Linked DNA regions of Homo sapiens: region 1 is linked to region 2. The links are chromatin loops, found by intact Hi-C in ENCODE. Cell type or tissue: Caco-2. All regions are shown on one strand. Links, peaks and the distances in the headings refer to the core of each region. The heading gives the core; the rest is flanking DNA. Region 1 has its middle 84 kb from the start of STT3B. Region 2 has its middle 160 kb from the start of STT3B.

Region 1 (16,218 bases), core at 4,443-12,442, 79 kb after region 2:
ATTCTTCCTACTCTTTTCTCTTCCCTAATAAAATCTCTGCTTCAAACACCTCCCAAAATAGACCTATTTCCTTCCTTCCTTTTTCTGGTTTTTTTTTTCCTTCTAAACATAGGGAATTTGTCTCCAGGAAAGGAAAACATGGGGCTGGGGTACAAGGATGGGAGTGAAACTTACTTTTCATGTGTTTCATTTTCTATTGGTTATGAAAACTTCCCAGCTTACATCAACAAATGTATCACCTCATGATCAGAACTCTCAGTTGGCTTGACTGATGTCTCTGGCCTGGGTTTCATAAGGCTGAAATCAAGGTACCGGCACTTGTTCAGAACACTTACCTTTGCCTACAGCTGTGCAAAATTATCTAACACAAAGCCTATTTTATAATAAAGTGTTGAATATCTCATGTAATTTATTGAATACTGGAAGTAAAAAACAGAATGGTAAGGTTTCTACTGAATGTGTAGTACTTTCTCACCATTTTAAAGTTAAAAAATCTTAATCTTAGTTGAGAGCATCTGTACACACATAAGGCCTCCTGTCTATTGCATGTAAAATTATACTCTATTTTTTCTCAATTATACAAATATTACATGTTCACCGAAGAAAAGTTATAAATTATATAAACAAGCAAAGAGAAAAAATTAAGTTAACATTATCTCTCCGTCAACAGAAAGCCACTGAAATATACCGGTGTGTGCACTTCCAGGTGTGTGTGACAGAGAAAAAGACAAAGAGAATACATTGATTTCTCTTTTTCAAAAGTGGAATCATACTACGTACAGTTTAATACCATTTTATTTACATCAATTATTTTTGTGAACATTTTTTCATGTCAGTAGACAAATTTCTGCAACAAAACTATTACAGTTCAAAGGGAGTTTTTGAAAATATTTCTAAATGAGTAACATATTCACTGAAGAAAAATTAGAAAATACAGATAAGCAAAATAAAATTGTAATTGCACCATGTGAAGACAACCACTGTTAACATTTCCATCTTTATTGTTATTGGATATACACTACTCTAGTCCTCCAAAATTGAACGCTATTGCCAAGCTTTTGCTAGACATGCTTTTGCTAGACATGCTCTTGCTAGACAGGCACCAGCAAAGATGGAACAAGCTAAACCTTTGTTCACACCCTTGATTATTTCCTAAAGACTAAGTCCTTGATTAAGTCCTAGATGAAGTATTGGGTCCAAAGACATGAACATTTTTAAGGCCATTGGTCAACGTTGCCAAAATGTTTTCTTGGAGAATTTATAGAGTATGGGAGTACATTTTTCCAGGTCCTCTCACCAATCTTGGGTGGTATAATTTTGTTAAAAAATCTTTCAAGCATACCACTTCACAACATTTTCAACTTTGGCACTACACAAAGATGTTTTGGGTCTTGGTTTGGAAGCATAAGCTCTAATAGCTTTTCTGGGATACTGTTTTAATCAGGTCCTGGCCTACTGTAAGAGGCAGACATGTTTTTGTGCAGGAAAAATCAAGAAAGACATGAATATTTACATGAAGAAAACTGTGAAATTACCAAAGAAAAGATTCAGCTGGAGAAAGAAATGGACTACTCTTTGAAATTGTTTCCAGAAGGAAATCTTTGCTTTGATTTCATTTTCTTCAGCACCCAATCCCAAGGAAGCATCCAATCCTCTCTCGTCTTGTTCTGCATGTCAGAAGACAGAGTACCAGTTCTGAAGGTTCCTCCTTGAGATCCCTTTCATGGATCTGGTTTAAGTCCGAGAGCATATAATCTGCTATGTGGAGCTCAGTGCAACAAAGGCATTGGCCAATTTCCAGCAATTATCTGAGAAATTCTATTTCAGACACTAAATCTCCAGCTTTAATCAACTTGCAAATCCCAATCATCCCCAGCAGTGAGCAATCACAGGTCTGAAGGAAGCAGTGATTGTGTCTGTGACCCCAGAAGACCTCTTTCCATCAGGTATCATTTGGAAATCCCTGGGGTCTGATTGCCTCGTATTAAACTTTCATTATTTCCAGATAAGGTATCTGAATAGAGGAAATGATGCCCAGGTGCTGGAAGGGCTGCTAACTTGGGGCCAGCTGAAACTGCCTGTGTCCCGCAGGCTGAAAATTGAGGAAGGGAAACAATGACCCAGGAGATAGATGTGTATTCTGTTCCTTTGTATCATCAGAAGTCTGGCTTGACCAGAGGTTTTTCTCTCAGCAGCTTTGGTGGTGATATCTCTGTGGCAGCCACCTGAGGGTAATTGATTCCTTGGCTAATTTGGCTTGGGTGCCAGCAGCCATTTTGAGGCAACATTCACCCAGAGCTTCTAGCTTAACCTCAGCAGTTAAGCATTTTTGGCACTGCCAAAAGTTGTCACCTCACCCTGCATAACCCCCAAAGGCAGTGCTTGTAGTGCACAGCAGGAGTTGAAATTGTGTGTGTGTGTGTATGTGTGTGTGTGTGTGTGTGTGTGTGTATATATCAGCAAGTGGGATAGATTAGCTCTTAATGAATGAGCACATAAAGATGATCCATTCCAAACATCTGCAAGTATAAAACCACATGCCTAGTGAAGAATTTTTTTCTGTTCTAATGTAAGATCTACCTAGAAAAGAATATCACAAAACTTACTGTTTTATGAGTTAACAGAAAAAAAAAAAAACCTGTTTCTGGTAGTTTTCTAAGTGTTGAGGTAGAAGGAAGAAGACAGGAGGAGCCAAAATTTGCATTTAGAAAATGAGGTCTTCCTCCCAGAACTGCCAACACAGATTCTCTATAACACTTTGTTGAAAATTAATTCTCTCCACAGAAACAATAATTGAATTCTAACCAATTTTTTCTTTTTAAAGAAGTAGATTATATTTAGGCTATAATTAAACCCAGCAAAAAGATCATAGGCATTTCTTCAACTAGGTCAGAAATTATGAAGTTAGGTGTGCCAACACTACTATCAGACACACCTGCCAACAATTTAGCATCTTCCCACTTCATGCTTCTCTGAACAGCAGGAAATGTTCAGCGTTGTCACAAAGCTGCTTTCCTCTGCTTTGCTACACAAGCATCTTCTACCTGCAGTATTTTTCGTGGCTTATTTTTCCTATCTTGCAAAAAGAAACCGCACCTACCTGTTCCCCTATCTACAAAGGTTCCTCCCATAATTTTTTATTGTTAAAGTCTTCATTCCCTTTTATTGATCAAATTTGAACTTTATGCCTAAGATACTTGTATTTCTTTTTTTTTTTTTTCACTTTTCTGGTTTTTTTTTTTCTTGCTTGGGTTGCATATTCTGCAAAACATTGAGAAATAATATCAGAAGACAGTTACTACCACATGCTCTGATATGATGATGTGGCACTTGCCACAGGCCAGGTGTCCTTTGAGGGATGGTTAATTCTGCCGGTGCTCCTCAGAAAGCGAGAAAAACCTGGGAGTTTATGCCGCTGTTTCTGACCACATAGTAGGCCTCATCCAATAACTAGGAATATGAAAGCCTAATATCAGGATAATCCTGAGACATAATTCAGATTTTCCCAATGGGATCAGGCTGGAGATAACCTTCACAGGATTTTGCTTGAAATTTTATCCCTGCAGGGGGGTTTCTTCCTATTTCCGGTATCTAGTGTTGCACAATAAGCCACCCAAACATTAGTCTTCTATCACTGTGAAACTACCCCAAATTTCAATTTTCTATTGCTTCATAACAAACTATTCCAAAGCTTAAAACTGCAATTATTGTATTTGCTCATGATTCTTTTGGTTGGGAATTCAAACAAGGCATGGCAGGGATTGTTTGTCTCTGTCTATGATGTTTGGGACCTCAGTTGGGATGGCTGAAACAACTGTAGGGGCTGGATGGACTGGCTGGACTGGCTGGACTGGTGTCATATATCTGGGGCTTTGGTTTTCACTGCCAGCTGGATTCCTCAGTTTTCTATTCCATGTCACCTCCCCATGGTGCTAGCTCAAACTTCACAGCTTGGTGGTCTCAGGTGGTCGGGTTACTTACATGGCAACTGGTTACTGCTGGGGACAAGCAGACACTGCTAGGCATCTTAAAAGACAGGCCTGGAATTAGGCCAGAATCATTTCTACCATGTCTGTTTGTCGAAGCAAGTTATAAGGCCAACTCTGATGGGAGGGGAAATAGACCCCTCCCTGGTGGGTGGAGTGGTTTGTGCAAACATGGAGGAAACGAATGGGAGGCAGCCACCTTTAAAAACCAGTTACTACACTCCGCTCCCTGTCCTCCTTGCTCTTTTACAGCTTTCTCCTGGGAGCACTTTCTAAATGAAATCACCTACACATAAACTCTCATCTCAGAGTCTTGCCTCTGGGAAACCTGACCCTAAGATAAAGCTTATTTCAATCCAAAGATTTCAGCCTCCTGTTCTAGGAAGGTTTGTTACTAATGTGGACTAAATCCAAGTCTCCATGCTGACATCTGCAAAACCCCAGGAGCAAGCATTATAACTCTAAATCAGGGGATCCCCAATTTGGGATACTCACTACAAACACTTCGGAGCTCAAGAAAAAAAAAAAAAAAAACCTTTATGTTTGGGACCTACTCCAGGGATTCTGAATTCACTGGGCTGGAATAAGATGTATGCATGGATATTTTCAGTATTTTTTTAAAGTTCCCCTGCTAATTCTAATGTGGAGTCCAGGTTAGGAACCACTGTTCTGGCCAGGTGCAGTGGCTCACACCAGTAATCCCGCACTTTGGGAGGCCCAGGTGTGTGGATCACGAGGTCAAGAGATTGAGACCATCCTGGCCAACATGGTGAAACCCCGTCTATACTAAAAATACCAAAATTAGTTGGGCGTGGCAGCACACACCTGTAGTCCCAGCTACTCAGGAGGCTGAGGCAGGAGAATCACTTGAACCCAGGAGGCAGAGGTTTCAGTGAGCCGAGATCGCACAATTGCACTCCAGCCTGGCAACAGAGCAAGACTCCATCTCAAAACAAAAAACAAAAAACAAAAAAAACCCACTGTTGTAAGTAGTTCAAGCCATGAAGACTGTGTGTGGGAAAAAGAGGATGAAAATACCACAAGGTATCCTGTGAAGGCAAAAAATAAATAACCCTTAACCAAATCACCTCTTGCCCTGGGGCCAAAATCTTATAGCTGCCATCAAATAACATGGGTTGCAAATCTGGTTTTCAAATCCAGTTGCTCTAGGTTTAGGAGCGGAGAGGCTTCTTTTACATGTCTTGTCTGAATAAAAGTCACATACATATACTCTACTAGTTCAGTTTAGAAAAATTAATTCCAGTCATTGTGTACCCTTTGCCTTATGGCCTACAGCATATTAAATGTTATTTCTAAATCCTACTACAGTTTTATAGAAATAGTAATATCTAGCCTTCTCTTTACTAGGGACAAAGAACAATCTTGGTTATATTCGCACCTGAGTTGGAAAAAACAACTTTCAGTGCCATTTATTAAACTTCAAGAGTGTAATCTGATTATTAAAGTTCCATAGTGTAGAATAATATTTCAGAGTATAAAGGACTCACAGACACTTTTCCTGGCTAATTCCACAATCAATAGGACAAAATTTTCCCTTTTCTTCTTGCTGAGTCTCTTAATCTTTAAATGATACAGAGGAGAGAGTGTTCTAACTTCCTGTAATTACATTTTCTTGTTAAACTTTATCCTTAGTCCTGATTCTCAATTTGGTTTCTATAATCACTGGTTTTTATTCTATAAAACTTTGTTTTGTAATTAGCAAGATAGAGATCAATGTAACACAAAATATGTGCTAACACAGAACCAGGTTTTGCTCTTCCATGCATGAACGCCAAGTGTAGAGAAGATAACCTGCAAAAACAGTTCAAGGGAAACTTGATCTCATCCCAGAAATAACAGCCTCCTCTTTCATGGGAGGCAGCAATCTTAAAATGTTGCATTTCAACACTGTACCTCCCCTTCTTGCCAGGAATTATAACATAGTAACATCTCTGAAATGGTGATATGTCTTATAATTGTCATCGTTTAATTGGCAGGTTTTTTCCTTTCATAATGGTAAATAAAATAATGGTAAATAAAATAAGACCTTAAAACTGACAGTGTCTTAGTTTTGATGAAATATGGCAATCCACACTCACCCAGCTAAAGAAAGCATGGAATAAATTTCAAATTAAAATGCAGATATGTGAAAGGCAAAAAGAAAAAATTGAATTTCCTGTCTAATGTAGCCCCTTTTGGACCCTATCAGGAGCAAACAGCAATAACCAAAGCTTGGAGTGCTATATGCAGGTCACTACATATGCCTTCTCTCACCTATTGCAATTTTGAGAATATTGCCCACATTTAGGATAAGCTCTAAGAGACTATCTTAACAGTATAGGTGTTTTTTTGTTTTGTTTTGTTTTGTTTTTTAAGATGGCTGACTAGAGGCATTGTAAGCATGCCTCATCCACTTAGAATTACCAAAAAATATGTAGACAGTCTTTTTTTTTTTTGAGCTGGAGTCTCCCTCTGTCGCCAGGCTGGAGTGCAGTGGCACGATCTCAGCTTACTGCAACCTCCGCTTCCCGGGCTCAAGCGATTCTCCTTCCTCAGCCTCCTGAGTAGCTGGGATTACAGGCGCCTGCCACCACGCCCAGTTAATTTTTGTATTTTTAGTAGAGACGGGGTTTCACCATGTTGGCCAGGATGGTCTCGATCTCCTGACTTTGTGATCTGCCCATCTCTGCCTCCCAAAGTGCTGGGATTACAGGCAGGAGCCACTGTGCCCCGCCAACATTCACATTTTAAACACATTATCCAAGGTGGAATGTGGGAGTCTGACAGAAAAAAAAAATGATAGGAAACACTAAAATCTAGGAAGGAGAAGGAAAATGTGCAGCTTCTGTGGCTAGGATTGGCCCGGAACTGGTAGTGAATCCCTCAGTACAGGGGAAGGTGAGTGAGTGTCTTCCTACAATTTACCTTCTCACTTGGGAACTGTACTATCCAAGCCATAGGAGAAACACTTTGAGTCTTCTAAGCCCTGATTCTGACTTGGGAGCAGCCAGGAGACTGTAGGAAGGAACCCCAAGGAGGGAACACACTTTGGGTCTCACACTCTTTCTGGGACCTGAGGAGCTACAATAAAACACCATTCTTGATCCTTGCTTTTAACAGACTATGCTCAGTCCTGGAAACCAGTGGCACCAGTCCCGGGCATTGGGGAAACTCAGGCTGCTGCTTCCAGAGTGGGGCATGGGGCCTAGGTAGGGGTGTGGGGGAGGCTTTTGCAAACGGGACTGAGAAGCAAGTGTGCTGTGGGCTGCAGCTGCTGGTGCTACATGTGGACAACTCCTCCACTTGTCCTGAGTAAGACAAGAGTTGCTGCAGAAACTTGGACATGAGCTGGGAAGAGGGCCCCCATGGCCCAGCGCTGAGTTCCAGGCTAGGCATGAACTACCAGGTCTGACTGAACAGCCAGGATGGGGGAGGGATCCCCCAGCTGCAACAGCCAGGATGGGGGAGGGAGCCCCACAAGCACTGGGGCATGAAAAGGACATAAGTCCCCCAGCTGCTGGCCAAGGCTGTGGCTGCTGAGACTGCTGGGACTGGCCACCCCCACCACATGGTAAGACCTCACTGTAGTGGTGGTTGCCCCTCACCCAAGCATTTCTCCAGGGCCCAAGGATCAACCCACCTCACCCCCAACTCCTCATCACAGCTAGTCCATGCACTCATCATTGGGGGACCTGTGCACAAGTTTGCCTGGTCTGGCTCTGCTTGGCTTCACCCCACCCTCTGAGACAGAGTGCAGGATCCATGGTCCTGGGGGTTCCATAACCCAATCCACCACCTGGGGCACCTAAGCATTTATCCTGGGGGACAGAGGCTGGACACAAACAACATATCACTACCACCTCAAGTATCTGCAGGTGCTTGCTTCTACCTGCAAGCACCACCTAGTGGCCTGGAAGCCAGCCTGCATGGCCCAGAAGCCAGCCTGCATGGCCCATTGCAACTGCCAACACAAAAGCACAGCACTTGGGAATCAGAAGAGCATCTCACCACTACTGCTACCACCATTGCCCACATCATGTGGCTGCCCAGGAACCCAAGAGCCTACTCACCCAACCAGTCCACCACTACCACAACCAGCATTGAGAAAGGCACCCAGAGCCCAAAAATCAGCCTGCTTGGAACCACCAACACAAGTATCAGAATACACTGCCACAGAACACAAGGATAGACATGCTTAGCCCCACTGAAAGCTAAAGACAGACCAATCTGGCATTCCAGACCCTAGCACAAGTTCACCACAGCCTCCACCAATAACCGCACCCTAACACACCAAGGAAACCACAGATACCACTGATGCTATTTATAGCCAATGAAATTATAGTAGTCTTCCCTACTCCATGCACCCAAAAGCAAACCCAACCAACATCATAGTCACATATTCAGGAAAAAGCCCCCCCAGTGAAGGAAAATTCAAAAATAAAGAGAAGCAAATGCTGTAAAGACATAAGAAACATGAAAAAGCAATATGACATCCTCAAAGGAACACAATAATTCTCCAGCAATAGATCCTAACCAAAAAGCAATCCTCAAAATGCCAGATAAAGAATTCAAAATATTTATTTTTAAAAGTTCAATGATGCAAGAGAAATATGAAAAGCAATACAAAGAGCTCAAAACTCAATTCAGGAAATAAGTGAAAAATTTATCAAAGAGATAAATATCTTTTTGAAAAAAACAGACATTCTGGAACTGAAAAAGTCATCAAAGCAAGAACAAAATACAATCGAAAGTTTCAAAAATAGACTAGGCCAAGCAGAATAGAGAATTTCAGAACATGAAGACAAATATTTTGAAATAATCTAGTCAGGCAAAAAATAAAGAAAAAAGATTTTTTAAAAAATGAACAAAGCCTTTGAGATACTTGGGACTACAAAAAGCAACTGAATGTATTAATTGTTAGTATCCCTGAGGGTAAAGAGAAATTGAAAGGCTTAGAAAACCTACTTAACAAAGTAATAAATGAAAACTTCACAATTCTAGGAAGAGATTTAAATATCCAGATATAGGAGTCTCAATGATCCCCAGAAAATACAATGCAAAAAGTACTTCACCATGGCCTATTGCAATTCAGGCTGTCTAAAGTCAAAGTGACAGTACAAATTCTAAAGTCAGCAAGAGAAAAACATTTTATCATCTATAAAGGAAACCCTCTATCTGACTAAAAGCTAATTTCTCAGCAGAAACTTTACAGACCAGGAGAAAATGGGATGATATATTCAAAGCACTAAAAGAAAAACACTGTTAGCCAAGGATACTATGTCCAGAAAATTTATCTTTCATAAATAAAGGAAAAATAGTCTTTCCCAGACAAGCAAAAGCTGAGGAAGTTCATCACCTCTAGAGCAGCCCTCCAATAAATGCTTAAGAAAGTTCTATACTCAGAAGCAAAAGATTAATAGCTACCATCATGAAAACACTCAAAAATATAAAAGGCATTGATAGAGCAAGCAAACAAGGAAGAGGAAATTAGCAAATGTTACCACTGTAGAATACCAACAAACTACAATAGTAAACAATAACAGAGAAATAAAGGGAAAAAATAATATATATAATTACCAGAAATCAAGTAACAAAATAACAGGAATAAGCCCTGATATATCAGTAATAGCCCTGAATGTAAACAAATTAAACTTTCCACTTAAAAAAAAATATAGACTTGCTCAATGGATTTTTTAAAATGACTCAAGTATAGGCTGCCTACAAGAAACTCATCTCATCTGTAAAAACATGTACAGACTGAAAGTAAAGGCATGGAAAAAGAAGCTACATGCAAACAGAAACCAAAATTAGGCAGAGTAGTTATATCAGATAAAACAGACTTTAAATCAAAAACAGTAAAAAGAGACAAAGAATCTCATTATATATTGATAAAAGGATCTATTCAGTAAGAAGATATAAAAATTCTAAACATATGTACCCAAAACTGAAGCACCCATATATATAAAGCAAATATTATTAGATTTAAAAGAAAAGACAGGCTCCAATACAACAATAGATAGGAATTTCAACACCCCATTCTCAGCATGAGACAGTTCATCTAGACAGAAAATTAACAGAGAAATATTGAATTTAAACTGCACATTAGACCAGAAGGACCTAAAAATCATTTACAGAACATTTCATCCAGTGGCTGCATAATACACATTTTTCTCATCAGCACATGAAACATTATCCAGGTTAGACCATATGTTAGAACACAAAACAAGTCTCAACAAATTTCAAAAAATTGAAATCAGACCACAATGAAATAAAGCTAGATATCAATAGCAAAGCGAACTCTGGAAATGATACAAATACATGAAAATTAAACAACATGCTCCTGAATGACTGAATGAAAGAAATAAGGAGTAAATAAAAAAATTCTTGAAACAAACAAAAATCAAAACCCAATATGCCAAAACCTACAGGATACAGCAAAAGAGTGCTAAAAGGGAAGTTTGTAGCAATAAATGCCTACACCAAAAAAAAAAAAAAAAATAGAAAGACTCCAAATAAAGAAACTATTGATGCATCTCAAGGAACTGGAAAACAAGAACAAACCAAACCCTTGGTAGAAGGAAAAAAAGAAAAATCAGAGCAGAACTAAACTAAATAGAGACCAAAAATACATATATACACACAAGGGATCAGTGAAACAAAAAGTTGGTTTTTTGAAAAGATAAACAAAATCAATAAACTACTTGATATGCTAACCAGGAAAAAATGAGAGAAAACCCAATAAAATCAGAAATGAGAAAGGAGGCATGATAAATGATACCACAGAAATACAAAAGATCATCAGAGACTATTATGAACAACCATACATTCACCAACTAGAAAACCTAGAGGAAATTAATAAATTCCTAGAAGCATGCGACCTCCCAAGATTGAACCAGGAAGCAATAGAAGACCTGAACAGTCCAATAATGCACAGAACATTAAATCCATAACAAAAAAATCTCTGAACTAAGAAAAGCCCAGGACCAGATATATTCATAGTAAAATTCTATCAAACATACAAAGAAGAATTAATCTCAATCCTTCTGAAACTGTTCCAAAAAACTGAGGAGGTGGGAATTCTTTCTAACTCATTCTACAAGGCCAGTATAACCCTGATACCAAAACCAGACAAGCACACAACAGAACACAGAAAACTACAGACCAATATCCCTGATGAACATAGGCACAAAAATTAAAAAAAACTAGCAAATTAAATCCAATGACACATCAGAAAGACAGTATACCACACTCAACTGGGTTTTATACCGGGAATACAAAGATGGTTCAACATACACAAATCAATAAATGTGATACATTACATAAACAGAATTAAGGACAAAATCCATATGATCATCTCAATAGATGCAGGAAAAGCATTTCACAAAATCCAGTATCCCTTCATGATAAAAACCCTCAACAAAGTAGTCATAGAAGAAATGTACCTCAAAATAACAAAGGCCATATACAACAAACCCACAGCCAACATCATACTGAATGAAGAAAAGTTGAAAGCCTTTCCCATAAAAACTGGAACAAGACAAGGATGCCCACTTTCACCACCCTATTCAACATAGTACCGATAGTACTGGCCAGAGTAATTAGGCAAGAGAAAGAAATAAAAGACACCCACATTGGAAGAGAGGAACTCAAATTGTCTCTGTGTAATTTGGAAAACCTAAAAACACCACCAAAACCCTTAGTTTGATAAATGAATCTAGTAAAGTTGCGAGATACAAAAACAATGTCCAAAAATCAATAGCATTTCTATACACCAATAACAATCTAGCTGAGAATCAAAAGGCAATCACATTTACAATAGCTATAAAAATATAAAATACCGGGGGCGAGGTTCTGGCTGGTTGTGCCGTTGCGAGCTGCAGCGGTGATCGCCGCGGCAGGCCCAGAAGTGTATCCTGACTCGTAAATTGACGAAGCCACTGGTGCTGCAAGTGTTCTTTTGGGGTAGTGTCTGGGATCCGGTGCAAGTCGAATCACTGTTCAAATAAGGTGTAATTGAAAAGTGATCCTCTCTTCAGAGCTGTCAAAAACAAATCCAAGTCTGGATCTCGCTCTCCTCGCTCAGGATCTGCATCAAGATCTCGTTCTCGTTCATGTTGGAAGTCTCGGTCCCTAAGGCCATCTGTCTCTGGTTCAAGGAAGTGCAGGCTGAGTTCTAGGTCTCGTTCCAGATTATATTCTCCAGCTCATAACAGAGAAAGAAACCACCCAAGAGTATAACCGAATCGGGATTTCCGAGGTCACAACAAAGGCTATATAGAAGGCCCTATTATTTCCGTGGGCGCAACAGAGGCTTTTATCCATGGGGCCAGTATAACGGAGGAGGCTATGGAAACTACCGCTCAAATTGGCAGAATTGCCGGCAAGCACACGGGCCGTTCAAGATCCCGGTCCCCAGCGAGAAGGTCCCCTTCACCAAGGTCCAGGAGCCATTCTAGAAACTCTGATAAGTCGTCTTCTGACCAGTCAAGGCGCTCCTCATCTTCCCGTTCTTCCTCCAACCATAGCCGAGTTGAATCTTCTAAGCGCAAGTCTGCAAAGGAGAAAAGTCCTCTTCCGAGGATAGCCGGCCATCTCAGGCTACCGGGGATAACCAGGGAGATGAGGCCAGGGAGCAGACATTCTCTGGAGGCACCTCTCAAGATACAAAAGCATCTGAGAGCTCGAAGCCATGGCCAGATGCCACCTACGGCACTGGTTCTGCATCAGGGGCCTCAGCAGTTTCTGAGCTGAGTCCTCGGGAGCAAAGCTCAGCTCTCAAAAGCCCCCTCCAGGCTGTGGTGGTGAGGCAGCGGTCACTCCTTCCTAGCCCCGTGCCAAAACCTAGTCCTCCACTTTCCAGCACATCCCAGATGAGCTCAACTCTGCCAAGCGGTGCTGAGTATCAGCCTGGGACACACCAAGTTCAGTTCGACCGTGGTTCTTTGGTCCCTGAGTCCATCCAAAAACAGCCCTGTGGGTAAGAATTTACCATCCATTGGCTCCACATATGTCTCATCTCAGAAGGAGGAGAGTGCTGCTCCAGGAGGAGCAGCCTGTACAAAGAGGTACCTAGAAGAGCAGAAGACAGAGAATAGAAAAGATAAGGAACGGAAACAAACAAATACAGATAAAGAAAAAATAAAAGAGAAAAGGGAGCTTCTCTGACACAGACTTGGGTGATGGAAAAATGAAATCTGATTCTTTTGCTCCCAAAACTGATTCTGAGAAGCCTTTTCGGGGCAGTCAGTCTCTCAAAAGGCATAAGCTCCGAAGTGACTTTGAGAAGAAGATGGCTGACTTCCACAAGGAAGAGATGGATGATCAAGATAAGGACAAAGCTAAGGGAAGGAAGGAATCTGAGTTTGATGATGATGAACCCAAAATATGTCTAAAGTCATAGGTGCAAACGAAAACCAGGAGGAGGAGAAGTCAGGCAAATGGGAGGGCCTGGTATATGCACCTCCAGAGAAGGAAAAGCAGAGGAAAACAGAGGAGCTGGAGGAGGAGTCTTTCCCAGAGAGATCCAAAAAGGAGGATCGGGGCAAGAGAACCAAAGGTGGGCACAAGGGCTTTCTGCCTGAGAGGAATTTCTGAGTGACTGCTCACAAAGCGGTCCGGGAGAAAAGCTCTTTGCCTCCCCCAAGAAAGACTTCTGAGAGCCGAGACAAGCTGGAAGCGAAAGGAGACTTTTCCACAGGGAAGTCTTCCTTTTCCATTACTCGAGAGACACAGGGCGATGTCTGGATGGACTCTTTTGATGAGGACTTTGCACGACCCAATGGCTTATTGGCTCGGGAACGCAAGCTTTGCCAAGATCTAGTCCATAGCAACAAAAAGGAACAGGAGTTTTGTTCCATTTTCCAGCACATACAGTCAGCTCAGTCTCAGCGTAGCCCCTCAGAACTGTTTGCCCAACATATAGTGACCATTATTCACCATGTTAAAGAGCATCACTTTGGGTCCTCAGGAATGACATTACATGAACGCTTTACTAAATACCTAAAGAGACTAACTGAGCAGGCGGCAGCCAAAAACAAGAAAAGCCCAGAGATACACAGAAGAATAGACGTTTCCCCCAGTACCTGGCTACAACGCTGAGGGAAAATACAAAGATGATCCTGTTGATCTCAGCCTTGATATTGAACGTCGTAAGAGATTTTTTTTTTCCAACAGAGTCACACTCTGTCGTCCAAGCTGGAATGCTGTGGCATGATCTTGGCTCACTGCAACCTCTGCCTCACAGGTTCAAGTGATTCTTGTGTCTCAGCCTCCCAAGTAGCTGGGATTACAGGCATGTGCCACCACCCCCAGCTAATTTTTATATTTCATGTTGGCCAGGATGGTCTCAATCTCCTGACCTAGTGATCCACCCACCTCTGCCTCCCAAATTGCTGGGATTACAGGCATGAGCCACCATTCCCAGCCAGGAGAGAGATCTTAAATTAGGTAAATCGAGAGGATCAGTGGATTCCTGAGACTCCAGGCCCTCGAGGAAAAGGTCAGCTGAGAAAACAGAGAAAACTCATAAAGGATCAAAGAAGCAGAAGAAGCACCAGAGATCGAGAGACAGGTCCAGATCCTCCTCTTCCTCCCAGTCATCTCACTCCTACAAAGCAGAAGAGTACACGGAAGAGACAGAGGAAAGAGAGGAAAGCACCACGGGCTTTGAGAAATCGAGACTGGGGACCAAAGTCTTGGTGGGTCCAAGTGAAAGAGGAGGTGGCAGAGCTCGAGGAACCTTTCCATTTTGAGCCAGAGGAAGAGGCTGGGGCAGAGGCAACTACTCTGGGAACAATAAAAACAACAGCAACGATTTTCAAAAAAGAAACCAGAAAGAGGAGTGGGACCCAGAGTACACACCCAAAAGCAAGAAGCATTACTTGCATGATGACCATGAAGGTGAAGGCAGTGACAAGTGGGTGAGCCGGGGCCAGGGGGAGGAGCCTTTCCTCCGGGTCAGGTCCGGTTCATGTTCCAGAAATCAAGTACCAGACCTAAGCTGGCCCATGACAAATTCAGTGGGGAGGAAGGGCAGATTGAAGACAACAAGAGTGGGACAGAGAACTGAGAAGAGGACAATTTATAGCCCACAACCAAGTAGGGGCCACTCTTGATGGGATTCCTTGCCCCGGGGAGAGAGGTGCTGGGAAGATGGCTGCGAGGAGCTAAACAGAGGAACCTCAAGATGATTCTCAAAATCCTACCCCACCCCTCACCGGCCATGCAGGTTGTACTACCATGGAAGTCATCCCTGGCACTGCCTCCCACTGGACAGAGGAGGCTGGCTGTGGAGCCCAGGGATCAGGCCCAGCTCTTGAGCAGAACACAACTCATTGGGCTTTAGCTGTTTTTCTCATTTGTTGCTGGTGTGTGGCATTGGGGCAAGGGTAGGGCGGGACAGCGATGCTTGAATTTTTGTTTCCTATCAGAAACCAACAGTTTTGTTCTGAATTTCATTTCATTTGGAGCTAAGAAGACTAATTTGATGATTTTCAATCTCTTCTCCCCATCCTGATTTTAAAAGCCCTTCTTTTTTTTTTCTTTTCTTTTTTTAGGCCTATGTAGTAATATTAGAAACATTTAATTTGGGAAACTTTGATTCTTAAAAGAGAAAACAAAGCATGTGAATAAACTTTGAAGTGTTCACCTCAGTTTGGGACCAAATTGCTTGGATCTTTGTAAAAACCAGTTTTGTATGTCAAGGAGGAGTTTAAGGCCTTTCTGACCACCTTGTGTTCCCCTTTTCTGCACAGCCATGTATCACGTGGGGTTGCTCCTAACCACACCTCACGTGCCCCTGAGCCCTATTTCCTGATTTCTTCTGGGCTGGACTTCCCATTCTCCACCAGCAGCTTCGGTATCCCAAACTTTCTAGTCCTGCTGATCCTTCCAGCAATGGGGTGGAAACTGGAGGGCAGTGTCTGGTCTGTTTTCTAAAAAATTTATGAATTATATTGTCTTTACAAATATAAGATGAGAAAATAATTTTTTCAATATTTTTATTAATCCTTTTATAAAATGAAAAACTCCTATGATCGATTAAGGAAGGTGGTTATGGCTGGGTGGTTCATGGAGTTTTTTGGGGTCTTTAGTTAGTTGTTTGTGTTGTTTGTTTGTTTGTTTTGTCTTTTTAACCTTAAGCTGTTTAAATTGAAGCATTCTCAGATGTTTGCGGGGAAACATCCTCTTAAAATGAGTCCTTGTGCTTGTCTTCAGGGGAGGTGGTCCTGAG
Region 2 (16,218 bases), core at 3,971-11,970:
GACTCTTGAATTACACATGAGGGCAAGGCAGGTACTGAGGGAAGTGGCCTGAGTTCAGGACAAGCCCCAGACTTGGATGGAGATGGTGAGTACAAATGGGGAGTTGGGAGGCAATAGGCTCCAAGGTAGACGTCCAGCCTTATATACTAGTCAACATGGAAAGTGGATGGAAAATCTAGCTCTTAAGAGAACATATGTCATTCAATTCTCATCCCTGGGAGTCTCAGACTGTAACTTGGGCTGTCACCAATGCATCTATGAGGCAGCTGTGACCTTATGGGACACTAGACTGCATGGTTCTTGAAAGAAGAATGTTTCTGATATGCTGTAGTTTCTCAGTGACTTTCCATTGAATCAAAGATTGTTTACATGAGTACCTCATTGGATAAATCTAGGCAGATGACTTAATTTTAAGCAACCAGATGGAAGAGCAGAAGCTATTGGCATATTTCCTTAGTTGGTTTGTCTCTAAACCTATATACAGGAATCATCGCTGTACCTGATTTTAACTTACTGGGAAAGGCCAAAGGAATTGATGTGATTCAGGGTCTGTTCTTATTGCCTTATTTAATAAGTTTCCATCAAACAAAAACAATCTTTCAGTGGATTCAGGGGCTTCTTTCACTTTTATTCAAGTGTGGTATGATTTTCTCTTAATGCTTTTAGAGTCACTAATGGAGATGTACAGAAGCAGAGAAAATTATAAAAACACTGGGAAGATGCTGAACTAACAGGGCCAGGGAGTGGGGGGTGGATACTAGAATGAAAATAGAATGGAGAAGAGCCACAGAGTCTGCTTTGGGGGCTAGCTCTTCACTCCATGACAAAATAAATCTAGTTTGCTTTCCACCAATCACTTCTGCCTCCTCCTCCTCCTTCTTAACCCACACTAGTGAACAAGGGCAAGAGGGAAGTCAACCGGTCAAAGATGGCTCTAATTAGAGGGTAATTTTAAAAGACGTGACGACAGTCATTTGATAGTTCCTGCTCTTTGTTTTCTCTAACAAGCCCTGTAACTTCCCACCTAATTTTCTTTGCCAATGTGATCACCCCTCCCTGACAAGCCCTTCTTACCCCTTTTTCTTTGGAAGACTTGGCTGTTTCTTAAAGTCTGCCTCCAACATACCCTCTACCACCATGGGGCCTCTCAGGAGCAGTTGGTCCTTCCCTTGGACCACAGTTGGACCTTTCCTTAAGGTCTGATCTTAAAAATCTTAGTCTATACTAGCTACGAGCAATCCAACTAATCTTTCGAAGACTCAGCTTCATTATTTGTGAAATAGGGATGCCATCTGCATTGCTTCTCTCAGAATACTACTAAGATGAGTGATATGTGTGGAAACTGTGCAAACTATATGGTGCTTTGAAATTAAGATGAGAACTGTTATAGGTACCCTTGTGTCCTATAATCATGGCCAGATAAGGACTTTTAAATGTCCTAAAATCTCTGAAAAGATTATGATGCTCCCCTAATGTAAAAAGACAAAACTATAAAAATAAAAATAATAGTTAAGCATAAGTTATAAGCATGAATAATGTTGGAGGATGACTATTTCAATGCTTTATCATTTTGAAAACTCAAGTTCTGCTTTTTCTTTGCTTTTCCAGCTTGTTTTGAATCTTGGTTTTACTAGTTTCCTATGCGTAATAATTTTCTAGTGCTGCATTTTATCTCATTTACTAGGTTGGAGATTCCTTGAAGCCTCTGTCTCAGCTTGTACATAGCCAGTGCTCAATAAATATTTGCTAAATTAAATTCTTCCTCTTGACCCTTCACAGAAATGTGTCTTCTATGCAATCAGGAAGCTCCACAAATAATTAAAAAACATAGCTGACTCTGAGCAGTCATACCTTAATCACTCAACAGGAAAATATTAAAAGAGAAATAGACATATAATACAGAACTTGAAACAATGGAAAATATTTTTAAATGGAAGAAGCAGCCCATACCCCCAAAAACTACATGGGGAGAGGGGGATTTGAAAATGAGAGTCATGGGAAGGAGTAATTGAAACATAACTGGGAGAGGGAAGTGGTGAATAAAGAAACTAAGCAAATTCCTGAAAATATTAAATTATAAGAAATCATTGTTGGAATTAAAGTTGAAATGAATCTTAGTTGATATTTTAGCTAACCCACCCATTCGCCCAAATGTAAGCTCTTATCCACATGCAACAAAAGCTCATAGAGTAAGCACACCATGTATTGCAATCTCCATGATGGCACCTCACTTGGTTTTCAAGGGCATCCATGCTTTCTGTCTATGCTAACTAATCCTTATTCCTAGAGATGGCTATGACTCAGCACTTTTTTGAGACTATATTATACCCTAGAAATCCATGGCATTTTGCTTTTTGTGGGGATATACATAAACATTCTTAGTGCCCTAATTTCTCCCTCATTTCTCTCTCTTACTTTCTTTTAATTTCCTTCTGCCTCTAGTCCTCCATCATCAGCATTTTTTCACCTCAACATGGTCCTTTTTACCATTCTTTCTCCATGCTCTTCATGCTTTTAGCTAAATGCATTCTCCTGGAGGGGGTTACGTACTCAAGAGACTCATAGTCATCTCTTATGAACTTTCCAGAGTTACTGTAACCAGGATAAATGCATATGGTTTAAAAAATGAAATGAAAATCAACTTTTAACCAATGCATTACATTAGGAAAAAAAAAAACAAACCTCTATTGCACTTATTTTAACTTGACATTTGCATATTCTTTTTTATTTTGTATTTGGGTCAGAAATTAGTGAGTATATAGTTATGGAATGGTCTTTGTCATCAGAGAAAATTTCACCACTTCCTTTCTATGGGCCTTGGGGGAGCCATTTCACCTTCTCAGGCTTTAGGTTCCACTTCTGTGAATGGGAATAAAACAGAGATAACAAACAAAAAGCACTTAGCCTGGTGCCTTGCCATTTCCAACTTCCCTCCTCCCCTGTTTTCCTTCACTTCTAAAAGAACCTACATGTCCTTGAATTCTTGTCTCTAGATCTGTTTCTGGAGTATAGAGAGGCAGACATTGTCAAGACACCTTGAAGCAGAGCTTTGCTCAGACAGCAGTCATTTGCATGTTCTTTCTTAGTTTTTTCAGCGTAGGGCAAGTAGATATTGAGGAGTTGGCTCCAGGTCAAAATCCTATGTGTGATTTTTTAAGCCAAATTGCCCATAGGCAATTACAAAGTTTTCATCTCATAGGCCTCATGGGGGAAAGCTGCCCTCTCCAGACTTTGGGCACAGTGGGAGAGATTTATAGCCAAGAACTCAGAGGCCTGGCCATGCAAAAAATCAACATTCTTAGCCCAGGCATCTCCATTCTGAGGCCTCCTTATCAGAGGATACCTCCACTGATGCCTTTCTCAGGCACCTCTGCTAAGACCACATTATCTGGTGAGCCTCAAAGACATTTGACTCAATATTCCATATTTTTCCCACTCATAGCCCTTCCTTCGTTCCTTCTTCACCTAGCCTTCACATCCACAAAACTGAAGGAGCTTTTTGTTCACAGCTCCCCATGACAGTGAGATGATCCCCACATCTGTGCCAACCCACCTGACCCTCCCACCTACACTACTCAAAAATGGAACAAGGTGTGGGGGTGGGTTCTGGAGCCCTTTCATGTTCAGGTCCTGTTTACAGTTTTGCAGTAAGTGGCTAAAGGCTTTACAGGTGCTTTGGTTTTGGCTTGTTGTTTTAATGGACCACCTCAACACCTGTCAGCTCAGTTCTTTCTAGCTCAATGCTTAATGAAGATCATTGACCTGGGAAAAGATCACAGTAGAACTTTCTCTGGCCTAACAAATGCAGGCCTCTTTTTTGTTTTTGTTTTTGTTTTTTTGTTTTTTTTTTTTTTTTTTGAGACGGAGTCTCGCCCTGTCCCCAGTCTGGAGTGCAGTGGCGGGATCTCGGCTCACTGCAAGCTCCGCCTCCCGGGTTCACGCCATTCTCCTGCCTCAGCCTCCCAAGTAGCTGGGACTACAGGCGCCCGCCACCACACCCGGCTAATTTTTTATATTTTTAGTAGAGACGGGGTTTCACCGTGTTAGTAAGGATGGTCTCGATTTCCTGACCTCGTGATCCACCTGCCTCGGCCTCCCAAAGTGCTGGGATTACAGGCATGAGCCACCGTGCCCAGGCAGGCCTCTTTTTATTCATAGCTGGTCACCCCAACCAATTTGCATGAACTCTTGATCTTCTGGAGAGAAAGAAAAACAGATCCCAACCACTGCTCCTGTGAATTTAAAGTTAAAGAAGCCTGTCAGGATAGGTCAGAGTGGTTTTGACCAAGATCTGCAAGTATAAATTGCCACCAGTACCCCAAAGGGCAACCTGACAGGAGTGGAGGGACAGTTGGGGAGTCTGAGACTCTGAGCCAGTGATCCAAGCTCAAACAACAGTCAAAGAGTCTTGAGAGGAGGCTGAATCTGGAATAGCATATAGCTAACATTGCAAGTTCCTCAGGACCAAGCCAGAGGGCAGAGGGTCATGCTTTGAAGACTAATCACTGAGCATGCAAGAACTGGGAAGCTATAACCTGGGAGCCCAGGCAGGTGTTAGCACTGCCAATGGGGAAAGTTTCAACGAACATGGGCACCATCACAGCAGCAGGCACACATGCATCAGATTATGCAAGGTTAGTGTTCAACAACTGAAATAAAGGCTGCTACAACTTTCCAGCTCTGTGTAGGTGTATTCGCAAGCATACACACACACGAATGTGTGTATATGGGTCTTCTGCTTGTTTTCATGACCAAACCCGGAGTGACAGAGCAAGCCTGCTGATTCTAAAGGCAGTGCCCTCTCCATTCTGTATGCTGCTTTCCAGGAAAAGCAACGTCTACTACTGAGTTTCAGGACATAGCTAGTCTGGTAACTATAGAGGGCAAAGAGGGCAAAGAGTCCAGTCATTTTTTTTCTTTTATTATGTTCTTTATTTAGCTTTATCCTTAGAACAAACATAGTAATTCTTCCTCATATAGATTCCACAGAAAGCAAGAAGAATATAATAAAAGTCATTGATATCTCACTATGCACAGATAACCACTGTTACCGTTTTTGTGAAATTATTTTCAGTATTTTCCCTTTTTTCATAAAATTCAGGGGACAATATATCCATAAAATTGTAACCTGCTGTATCAGAGTCCCAGAAAGAACACCCAGTATTCTTAAAAGAGAAATTAAGAATAGCTTAATAAAGGGCTATTTGTTTAGGCATGGGCAAGGCTACCACAGAGGACAGTGCAGGGCCCCAGACCAGTGACAGCAAAACGGCATATCCCTGGGCCTGAAGGGGTAGGTTGGGGTGAGATTACCAGAACCCCAAGGCAGAGAGGGCTGACTGGAAAGAGGCTTCTGAGAGAAGCTGAGATTTACAATCCAGAAATGGAGCCATCCTGTGACAACCACACAAGAAGGCAACTGGAATAAAGTCCCCAACTCACCTTTCTCTCTCCCTCCAAACTCCTGCCATGCTCCAAAGTGATAAACCTAACCAGAACCTAGAGGGCAAGGGAGCCAATGATATAGACCAGGGGCTGGCAAACCTTTTCTGTAAATGGCCAGATTACAAATAGTTTAAGCTTATAGGCCATATGGTCTCTGTCACAAATACTAAAATCTGCAGATGTAGCATGAAAACAGCCATAGATGATACTTAAATGGATGTAACTGGATTTGACACCATGGATCAGATCTGACCCGCAGACCGAAGTTTGTCAACCTCTGGTATAGACCATATGGGTCAGCCTCTCAGCCTCACACAGAGGAAGGTAGAAAACATGGAGAATAGATCCAGAAAGCTTAATGAAAGATACCCAGCAATGTGTTTTATTGGTCTAACATAAACATTTACTGTGTTGAAATTCTTATTAACCTTGTGATAAAGTATCTTTATTGGAAAGAGAGGCAAACAGTTCAGCAAATATTACAGAACTAGTAGCTGTAGTGTCATATATATATGTGTGTGTGTGTATATATATGTGTGTGTATATATACACACACACACATATACACACACACACAGATAAATTACGAACTTACCGATCCCACTCTTTGTATTTTGCTTATTTATACCACATAATGTTACAAAAAGGTTTTAAGGAGGCTTAAATATACACTATGAGTTGAAATTAAATATGAAATAAATGAACTTTTAGGAATTTACCCTGTAGATATAATCATTTGTGTGTATAGAACTTAACATATTCAAAAAGAATTCAAATTAAATTAAAAATAAATGGATGAACTTAAAGTAATTTACCCTGTGGATATAAGCATGTATGTGCACAAAGACATATACATAAAAGATATCCATTTTGTCACTGCTCTTAATGGTGAAAAAAATGGAAAACTATCCAATTCAACTGGGAAATGATTAAATAAATTAAAGCATATCCACTGAGTGGATACTTTTCAACCATTATAAAGAACTCTACGAGAACTTGTGTGGAATGACCTCCAAGGTGTTGTACTACAAAGATATGTATGTATGTGTGTATGTGTCTGTTTGTATATATAGACAGTTATGTTTATATACACATATATAACTATGTATTTGTGTGTATGTATTTTTCTTTTCTTTAAGGCATTGTTTATGGATAGATAGACAAAAAATTAAAAATACTGGTTACCCCTAGAAAGGGGAACTGAGTGATGAGGGGGTAGAGTAGCAGAGAAACCCATTTTCATCTGCCAATGCTTTTGCACATTTTAAATTTTGCATCATACACCTGTGTTACCTTTTTAAAATAATTCATTGATTTAAATTTCTTAAATGGTTAAGAAAAGATCATGCATTGGTACAGATGTGCAGTCTGTACAGCAGTACATACTCTCGGGTTTGTATTAACTCTCCTGCTCATTATCTAGCCTGAGGGAACTTGATCATCCAGACATTCTAGAGTGCCACGTTGGTCCCTATATTGATGATGTCTTGCCTGAAATTGGAAAATAAAAAGTACTTTCTACTCTGGAATAATCTAAGTAAGACACAGGCATGTCAGGGGATGAAAGATAAATCCCACTGAGCCGGGTATCTCTTAAGTGATGTTCTCAGGGATGCATGGGTCTGGGACATGGTGGCATAGTCCCTTTAAAGTGAAAGACAAATTTCTATACTTCGTGCAACCCACCACTAAGGAGCCACAATAATTGTTGGGACTTTTTAAATTTTAGAGGCAAAATACAGCATGTTACCTTTATAAAATAACACATAAGGATGCCATTATTTATTGGGGCCCAGAGCAAGAGAAAGCTATATGATAAGTACAGGATGCAATACAAAGTGTTTTGCCATTTGGGCCACATGGTCCAGCAGTTACAATGGTACTCAGGGTGCCGTAGCAAATAGAAACACAATGAGACTTCTGGTAAACTCCAATAGGAGAATTCAAGGACACACTCACAGAATTTAAAATGCTTTCTTGCCTTCTTCAGTCAATAATTATTCTGATTTTGAGACATAGCTTTTGGCTCACTAATATACCCTAATAGAGACTGAGCATCCAACCAAGGGGTATCAAGTGACCTTGGTGTCTGACCTACCCAACATTAACTTCTCATCATTATCTGACCCACCAACTGTAAAGTTGGATGTACACAGCAGCAATCCACGTGGTTTATCCAAGATCAGGCTCAACCAGATTTTGAAGCCACAAGTAAGTTGCATGGGCTTAGACTCCCATGGTAACCACTCTTGCTGCATTGTTGTTTATGCTCAATCCATACCAACAGCCCCATGGAAGTTTCCTGTGACTATTTGACTAAGGAAGATAAAACTTAGGTCTGGTTTACAGATGGTCTATACAGTATTCTAGCCTGAGCCAGAAGGAAATATTGCTGACTCACTCTGAAGTGTGAAAAATATTGAAGAATCCATTCCTGGGCAAAACTTTAATAGCACATTTGATATCCACTTTGCCAGACAGAAATATGGTAAAAGAAATGGATCCACCTCGATTCTTGAGCAATGGCTAATGATTTAGCCACATGGTTCAGGAACTGGAAAAACAACTCTGTAAGAGGAATGTCAGTGGGAATGGTGGAATAAGGACCTCTGAAAATCTGTTTCTCCATAAAAGCAATGAGAACACTAGCAAATTGTAAAAATCAACTTTTTCAGAACTCTGGAAATTAACCAAAGGCTCATAACAATCCAAGGAGTGTTTATTCAAGAAAAAGAGCTGACTCAGTAAGAACAGCAAGCTATGTGATATTTTAACTTGCCCTATTCCCATTCCCCTCTCCTAGCTACCCAGAAGGCTTGAAAATAAACAGTTTGTAATCACAGCAAAAACTAGAAGCCTAGCAGCCACTGGAGGAAGCAGACAGGCACTCTCCAAAATCACCAATTCAGAGAATTGTCATTATTTGACCTCTCTGGCAGTTTCTTGGAAACTCTCACTAGCAGGTCTTTATATGACCTGACTGGAGCTCACTTAGTGTGAACAACCTTTTCCTTGAGGACATTTAGCAAAAACAATCAGCAGCAATTGTTTCCTATCACAGCTGCCTGAGGTGGCAATAATAGGCAATCAACAAACTGACCAAGAAACTTAAAAGGAAAAGCAAAGTCCATAAGGAGCTTTGAAAAGCGCTGACAACATCCTGGAAATTTAGAAGCCCATTCATAAGTTCAGGGCTGTCCACATGCCCAGGACTGCACACACAGCCAGAAAAAAACCTTGAGAACACTCCAAACTCTCATCTCTGGCTTATCTTGAAGTTCTGCTGAAGTCTGAAGTAAAGGCTACTGCTTGAGCATTGAAAGCATGTCCTGATATGCACACAGAGTTCCTCTGCAAAGGCTGGGAAATTTATTGGTTCAAAGCATTGAAGGAAGTCTCTATGCAATCATTAGCTAATCTCTAAGCTCATTGAGCAAAGACTTCAGCAGCCACACACAATAAAGAATGTAGACTTTACCAAATTAGTTCAGGAAAGTCACTAAACAAACAAATCGCTTCCATATCTCAGTTTTATGCTCGTGGAAAACCTGTTTTTCTTCTGCTTTTGAAAGTTCCAGACCTTTAACATTTCCTTCAGTTCCATGTATTTTCTGCATTGTCTTAGTCCATTTTCTGTTGCTTGCAACATAATGCCTGAAACTAAGTAATTTATAAAGAAAAAATTCTTATGATTCTGGAAGCTGGAAAGTTCAACATCAAGGGGCTGAATCTGGTGAGGGCCTTCTTGCTGGTGGGGACTTACTGCAGTGTCCCAAGGCAGTGTAGGGTATCCCATGACAAGGTGGCTGAGTGTGCTAACTGAGGTCTCCCTTCCTCTTCTTATAAAGCCACCAGTTCCACTCCCATGACAGCCCATTCATCTATTAACCAATTAATTCATTAGTCCATGAATGGATTAATCCATTCATGAAGGCAGAACCCTCATGACCCAATTACTTCTTAAAGGCCCTGCCTTTACTGCTACATTGGGGATTAAGATTCAATATGAGTTACGGAGGGGATAAACATTCCAACCGTAGCAGGGGTGATAGGCCTCCACTATTCTGTGTCCTTCTTTTCCCATCTGAATCTTAGCTGAGATTTCAGCAGTCTGGCCTGTTTCTTAATTGACCTTATCATTCCCTATTGAGAATAGTATGAACACTGCTTGCTGGAATGGTGCTTTCCTTCTGTTTGCTTTCACATTGCTTTTCTGGCCCAGACATTTGTCTTTCTAACTTATTCCTCTAGATTTTTTTTCTTTTGGGTTTCTCCAGAGTGTCTGATGCCAAGTCAAGGAATGAACAGTTTTCAAAGCATGCCATTTTCAAACAAAGCTTGTTTATCTTCACCTGCTTGAGTTGTATAATACCACTCAGGAGGCATCATCTCATCAGATCAATATCCAACTCAGGACTGACCTCAATTTATTTTTATCTTGCCTGGCTCTCTAGTAGTACATCTTATTTGCCCTGTGAGTTCCCCTGGGGGGGATCATAATTCCATAAATTTTCCTGGCAGGTTTCGTCAGGCACAGGCAATTCCTGCTTCCCCATCTATGATAACTGTACAATTTTCCAATTTGCGACTCAGTGCCTTCAGTATTTTATCCTGGCTTCTCAGGCTTCCTCATTCACATTTGTCCAAATATTGTGCGTAGCTGTCTCAGTCCTCAAGGGGTGCTTACCCATGTGTTCTTATTAGGGAATATCTATCTGCAGTTTTATAGAGATATTCCTCAATAGTTTCCTAATTTCAGGAACCCTCTAGAGAATCACACTCATCTCCTCCCTGAGATCAATTATCTTTTCTGATCTTAGAGCAGTTGTATAGCAATCCCTTCATCAGACAGGAGCAGCTAGATAGATGTGCTTCTCCTGTCCAGTTTCAGATATGTCGAATTTGGCCTCCAAGAACTTCTTCTCTTTCATATTTGTCTAGACTATATGCTAAGACTTTAATCATTTTCCTAAAGAAACGTCTCCCTTCTCCCCGTTAATCAGATGTCTTCCTTTATTTTTATTTCATTCTTCCACTTGCTCCTATTTTAATAGTAAGATCAACACATAATTTAAATAAATTCAGTTCCTCCTAATTCCCTGAGCAAACCTGATTATTAAACACAAAGTGTTATGAAGACAGACCTTTATATTGTCTTCTTTTATTCTGATGGGCAGTAATTATTTATTTTCTTCATCCCAAGAAAATGTCCCACCCCTATTTAACAAAAGCTCCCAATTCAAGTTTATGATGTTTGGTAAAACCCATGACCCTTCTCTGTGGGACTGTAAGGCTTAGGTCTCTAAAATCTGTATTGAGATCTAACCTCATGTAATTAACAAAAAGCCTCTCAAAAGACAGCACCATATAAATTCCTGTCTCTGACCATACCCCTGAGAGTAGAGAGGAAACAGAAAAAGATAGCTCAAGCCAACTCAGAACCTCACTGCATATCTTCAACTACATGTCAGACTTTCAGGGAAAAAAAGAGCTTAGTGCCAGTTCTGTCAGTACTATAGAACCTTGGAATTGGGTCTGGGCCAGGTCACTGCCCTAGAGCCACCATGCCTTGGCAGTATCACGTACACTTACCTCTGATCTGCTCTTGATGAAGCACTGGTCAAAACCAGCACTGTTGGGCCAGGTTTCGCTTCTGGAAACTTGGCTCTAGCAAGTCTCCTCTCTGTAGTCCCATTTGCAGCAGTGTCATCCACCTATCCCTGCACGGACTCCAGGCCAAGCTCTTTGCCACCCCGATTCCGCTACTTTGGGTTCCATTTCTGTCATGAGACGGTGTGGTACAGTGATAGTGGTATCACTACTAACATCAAACTGTTATTATATATATGTTATTACTACATGTTTTTTATAAAATAGTTATACATTTTTTAAAATCAGTTCTTTTTAAAATCAGTTCTTTTACAATAAAATTTACTTATTATATAACATTGTGGGGTTTTATTTACAATAAAATGAAAGCTCCATAAGGATAGAAAGTATGTCTTTCTGTACCACTGTATCCCCTGCATCTAGAACAGTGCCTGGCCCATCATAGATGCTCATTAAATATTTGTTGAATTAATAAGTGGTTAAGAGCAGAGATTGGTGTCAGAATATTTGCACTCAAATCTGGGTGCCACCACTTTCTAGTTGTGTGACCTTAGATGACTTAGTTAACCTTTATGAGCTTCAGTTTGCTCTTCCGTAAAATGGGGATGATAGTAATAAGCACAAGCTGTGATGTGAGAGTTAAGAGAGTTCACCCATATGAAGAGCTTGGCACGTAGTGAGGGCTGAGTTAGTTTTAACCATTATTCTTCTGACTGCATACTAGATAGCTCCTCTTATATGCCCCACAGGGGCACTTCAGAATCCAATTATATTCACTAGCTAACCATTCATCCATTCTTTGAAGCTACAAAGTAAGAATTATCTTCAATTACCGGCTATTCTTCATCCACAATCACATTAGACACACAGACATATTGTGCCAATATGTCTCCATCAACTGCTTTCTCTCAGCCCAACTGGCCAAGTCCACCCTCTGTGTTCTCACTTATATGGGAAAGTCATGCCTTTCTCAGAGTCTTTGTCACATTGAATGGATTCTGACTTATTGGTATACTTTCCTCCCTAGAGGGCAAGCTCCCCAATGCCTCCTAGCTTGTCTTGTTCTGCCTAAAGGAAACTATCACACCCTTAGTAGTCAATAAGTAACTCCTCAGAAAATAATGCTAAAAAATAAAGGTTCTGTAGCAGATACTGCAGAAGAACTAGACAGATTTTCATTTCCAATCTCACTATCCCATGCCTATCTCCATTCTGTTGAAGCTATAAAAACCAAAAGCTGGTTTTCTCAGCCTCTCCTGCAGCCAGGAGTAGCCATATACCATAGTTATGTTGCATGAAGCAGAAGTGGAAGCCTGTTGGTGCCAACACTTCCCTTTCTTACTTCTTTCTGCCTGCAACATGGAGGAGGCCTGGGGTAATGCAGCATTAGGTGAGCATGAATGGGATGACACCAACATTCTAAGGATGCCAGAGAAATCTCGAGGAGCCTGTGTCCCTCATAGCATTTGTTCAATCTGGAACTGCATGGGGAAAATAAATCATTATTTGTTTAAGCCAGTATTAATTAGGTTGCCTATTATTGCAGCCAAACACATTCCTAACTCCAACAGGAACACTTGTAGAATGAAGCTCCAATCAACAACATGGCACAGAAAATTTCCTGCATACTGGAAAAAAAAAAATGAGTCTTGTTTGAGCTATAAATAATCATTGTACTCTTACCTATTGCGATAGACCCTGTATGAGATCCACTGGACACTCTTTAACAGCTGGTGTGCCCCTCTCCCAGGTGCTGCAAATGGTGCCATTAGCGGCTTACCTGAGTAAACTTTGCCAGAGAATTGTACTTGACTAAAGAGAATAGCTGGCCATGAGATGCCTAGAAGTTTACGTGACCAAGGGAGGAGGCAGATAGTGGCAAATAACTAATAAGTGATATAAGAATAAATAAATTAAAAAGCCCAGCAGGGCACAATGGCTCATGCTTGGAATCCTAGCACTTTGGGAGGCTGAGGTGGGAGGATTATTTGAGTTTAGAAGTTCAAGACCAGCTTAAGCAACATAGCAAGATCTTGTTTCTACTAAAAATCAAAAAAAAATTAGCCAGGCATGGTGGTAGGCATCTGTAGTACCAACTACTCAAGAGGCTAAGCTGGGAGGCTAGCTTGAGGTGAGCAGATCAAGGCTGCAGTGAGCTATGATTACACCACTGCACTCCAACCTGGGCAACAAGCAAGACTGTCTCAAAAAAAAAAAATTAAGAGTCCAACCGCTTCTCCATGGCACCATGCATGCTCCAGAGCCCGCATGGATAAAAGCCAACCTGGACTACTGTAGCCTTGCTTGATTCTTTGCCTTCCAGTCCTGCTTTCCTCACTCCCAAACAGGTAGTTCCTGAAGAGTATTCCCTCAAAGAGGGAAGGAGAAAAGAAGAGAAATTTGAGAAAGCAGTTTATAGACATCACCATGGCTGTTCACTCAGGAAGATAAATTAGGGGAAGGAGATATTCAAATGCAGGAACCTGAAAGGAAATATCCATGCTGTAGAAAATCACATGTACCCAAATCTCTGCCTCAGGTTCTGCTTCTAGAGACCCCAAACAAGATACTTACCTACAAATTGCCCATTTTAAGAATATTTTCTTCTGAAGGGAAGAATAGGGATACCAATGCCAACACCGCAATCTGGAATCTCAAGCTGTTCACTGCGTTAAGATTGCTCTCAGTCCCACTGGAGATGCCTTTGTCTTCCTGCATGTTGTTGCTGTATATCAGTTGGATGTTTCTAAGAGGCCACATGGTCTAGAAGCATTAGTAGAAAACTTGGAGGCTGACATTGATGGATTTCCAACACCATCGAAGTTTATCAGGGATCTCAGAACAGAGCTAAGGGATTTTGAGAGTAGGTTTCATTCTGTGAGCAAACATGATAGGAAAAGAGATATTTGCCTGATGTATGGGAAAAGGTATCTCTTTTGGTCCCCAGATTTCACCTGTGTGAAGTACCAAAAGATATGGAAAATTTCAGAGGACTCCAGGAAGTGTAAATGTGGAGAAAATTCAGTGTAAGTCTTTAGATATTAAAGTATTAAAAGAGGTCCACATTCTATTATGAATAAATGGCCCATCAAGAGCAAGCAATTGTAAGAAAAATAAAGCCTTGGTAAATGGTGTGTAACAAATAGTCCACTTCTTCAATTGCACATGACAAGGGCCATTTTATAAAAATCAAACATAGATGTGGGTAGTATAAATATTAATTTTCAAAATGTCAGAAAATGACTAACAGAAAACAGAAAAATAGGGAAGTAAGGTTGTAGAGGAAAGAATGTGAATGAAGGAAATTTTTTTAACTTTTATTTTAAGTTCAGGGGTACATGTGCAGGTTTGTTATATAGGTAAACTTGTGTAAAAATAAACAAGATAGAAAACAATACCTATATTTTAGCTAATCAGAATAGGAATTACAGAAAGCAGGTTGTAGATGTCACCATGACCATCCATTCAGGACGATAAATTAGGGGAAGGAGATATTCAAGTGCAGGAACCTGAAAGGAAATGTTCCTGTCCTAGAAAGCAGAGACTCATCACAAAGTGAAGCAGGGGAGAAGCTCGTAGACATGATTCTTTTCAGTGTCCTGAAAGTAGTAAGAAGAGAAATACACCTCGTCTTTGAAGTCAACAAAGCTGAACTCTGTGTACTGCAATTTTTCTGTGTACCTGCAATTTGTGAAACCAAAATAATTATATTTTCAAAATAATTTTAACTCTGACATTTCTCATCCTGTAGCTAATCAGTATAATATTGTGGTTAAAAACACAAATCCTGGATTAGACTGCCTGAGACAAATTCAAGTTCTGCTACTAATTTGTTGTTTGAAGTAAAGTCATTTAAACTCTTCTAATTCAGTTTCATCATCTATAAATGAGAATATTATTAATACCCGTCTCATGAGGCATATTGGCAGGTTGAAATGAATTAATACACATCAAGTATTTAGAACGGTATCTGCCTCATGGGAAGTGCTCAGTTACATATTAGGCATTAGTATCACATGTGACATAACTCCACCAGGTAGTAGAGTACACAACAGGATCAAAGAACTAAGCTTTGGTTCTAGGGCTGGCAGTTAAGAAACGCAAGACCTTGTTCTCTCAAGTGGTGGCAGGGAAGGTAAACAGGTTTCTGTGAGCAGCCTTTGAAGTTTGCCATGGATTGACTCATGAGGTATTAATTTTTTTGAGCCGTGACTCATGGTTAGCTCAGTTGGTTCACTGTACTTATATAGCCTGGGCTCTGGTCTGATCTTCTTATGAGTTTTCTCCCCCACCACTTCTCTGGGGTCACAGACTGTATCCAATTCCTGATAAGCTACTGTGCACATAGCTATACTTAGTCTAAGGAAATTGAGTCAATAACCATCACTACTTGAAGAAAAATTCAGAAAGCCATCAGTCTCCAGTTATTTACCCGGCAAATGAAACTCACATTTACTTAGGCCCCTGTTAAGTAACAGGCACATAGCAAGAATCAGACATGGCATTTCATGAATACAAGCATATTTAATCATCATATCAACCCTATCATGCCATGAGCCCCATTTTACATTTTAATGTCCTTCCTAACTGTAAACATAAACACATGGTCACATTAGTAAAACTGACACAGTGACACTTCTGCTTCATTCTTTTAGTTAAAACCCAGATTCAAAGGAAGAAGACTACACAAGCACATGAATACTTACTCCACTTATTTAGGGGGTGAGATACATTGGAGTAACAGACCCTGTCTCTGCGGGGCTTAGTTCAAATTCCCCAGACAATCAAGTTCATCCCAGTCCATCCAACCAGTTGTAGCCAGAGAGGAAGAGTCATATAAGACGAACATGGCCTCAAAAGCCATTCTTTCATTTAGAGCTATGTGGTGGAGAGAACAATTCTTAGAAACAAAGAACGTTAAGTCCTGCAGTTTTGTTCTTAAGATTGCCTTCGATATGGTATTAGTTTTCTACTGATCCTGTAACCATGTACCACAAACTTAACAGCTTAAAACAACACAAATTTATTGTCTCACAGTTCTGTTAATCAGAGGTCTAGATGGGCTCAACTAGTTCCTCTGCTTTGGGTCTCACGAGGCCAAAACTATAATATCAGACAGTCTGGGTATTTATTTGTAGTCCCTTAGGGATAATCTCCTTTCAA

The links. A loop is a pair of places that touch in the nucleus more often than their neighbours do. Peaks named below come from ENCODE experiments on the same cell type or tissue, not always from the same donor. Only the 100,000 strongest peaks of a DNase experiment are listed, where the experiment ranks them.
Region 1: a loop joins it to region 2, with 2.7 times the contacts of the local background. A loop is called at or near these places in 2 of 110 quality-filtered maps.

What each region holds. Positions count from the first base shown.
Region 1 is chr3:31,440,808-31,457,025 of GRCh38, forward strand. It overlaps the pseudogene THRAP3P1. Among named protein-coding and RNA genes, the nearest start is that of STT3B, 84 kb to the right of the region's middle. RefSeq lists a silencer at 7,862-8,040. In Caco-2, for the core only: a CTCF peak has its summit at 7,893 (motif pointing left); a DNase peak (open chromatin) is centred at 7,904.
Region 2 is chr3:31,362,086-31,378,303 of GRCh38, forward strand. No RefSeq gene overlaps it. Among named protein-coding and RNA genes, the nearest start is that of STT3B, 160 kb to the right of the region's middle. RefSeq lists an enhancer at 14,744-15,943. In Caco-2, for the core only: no CTCF peak of the experiment used is centred there; a DNase peak (open chromatin) is centred at 8,786.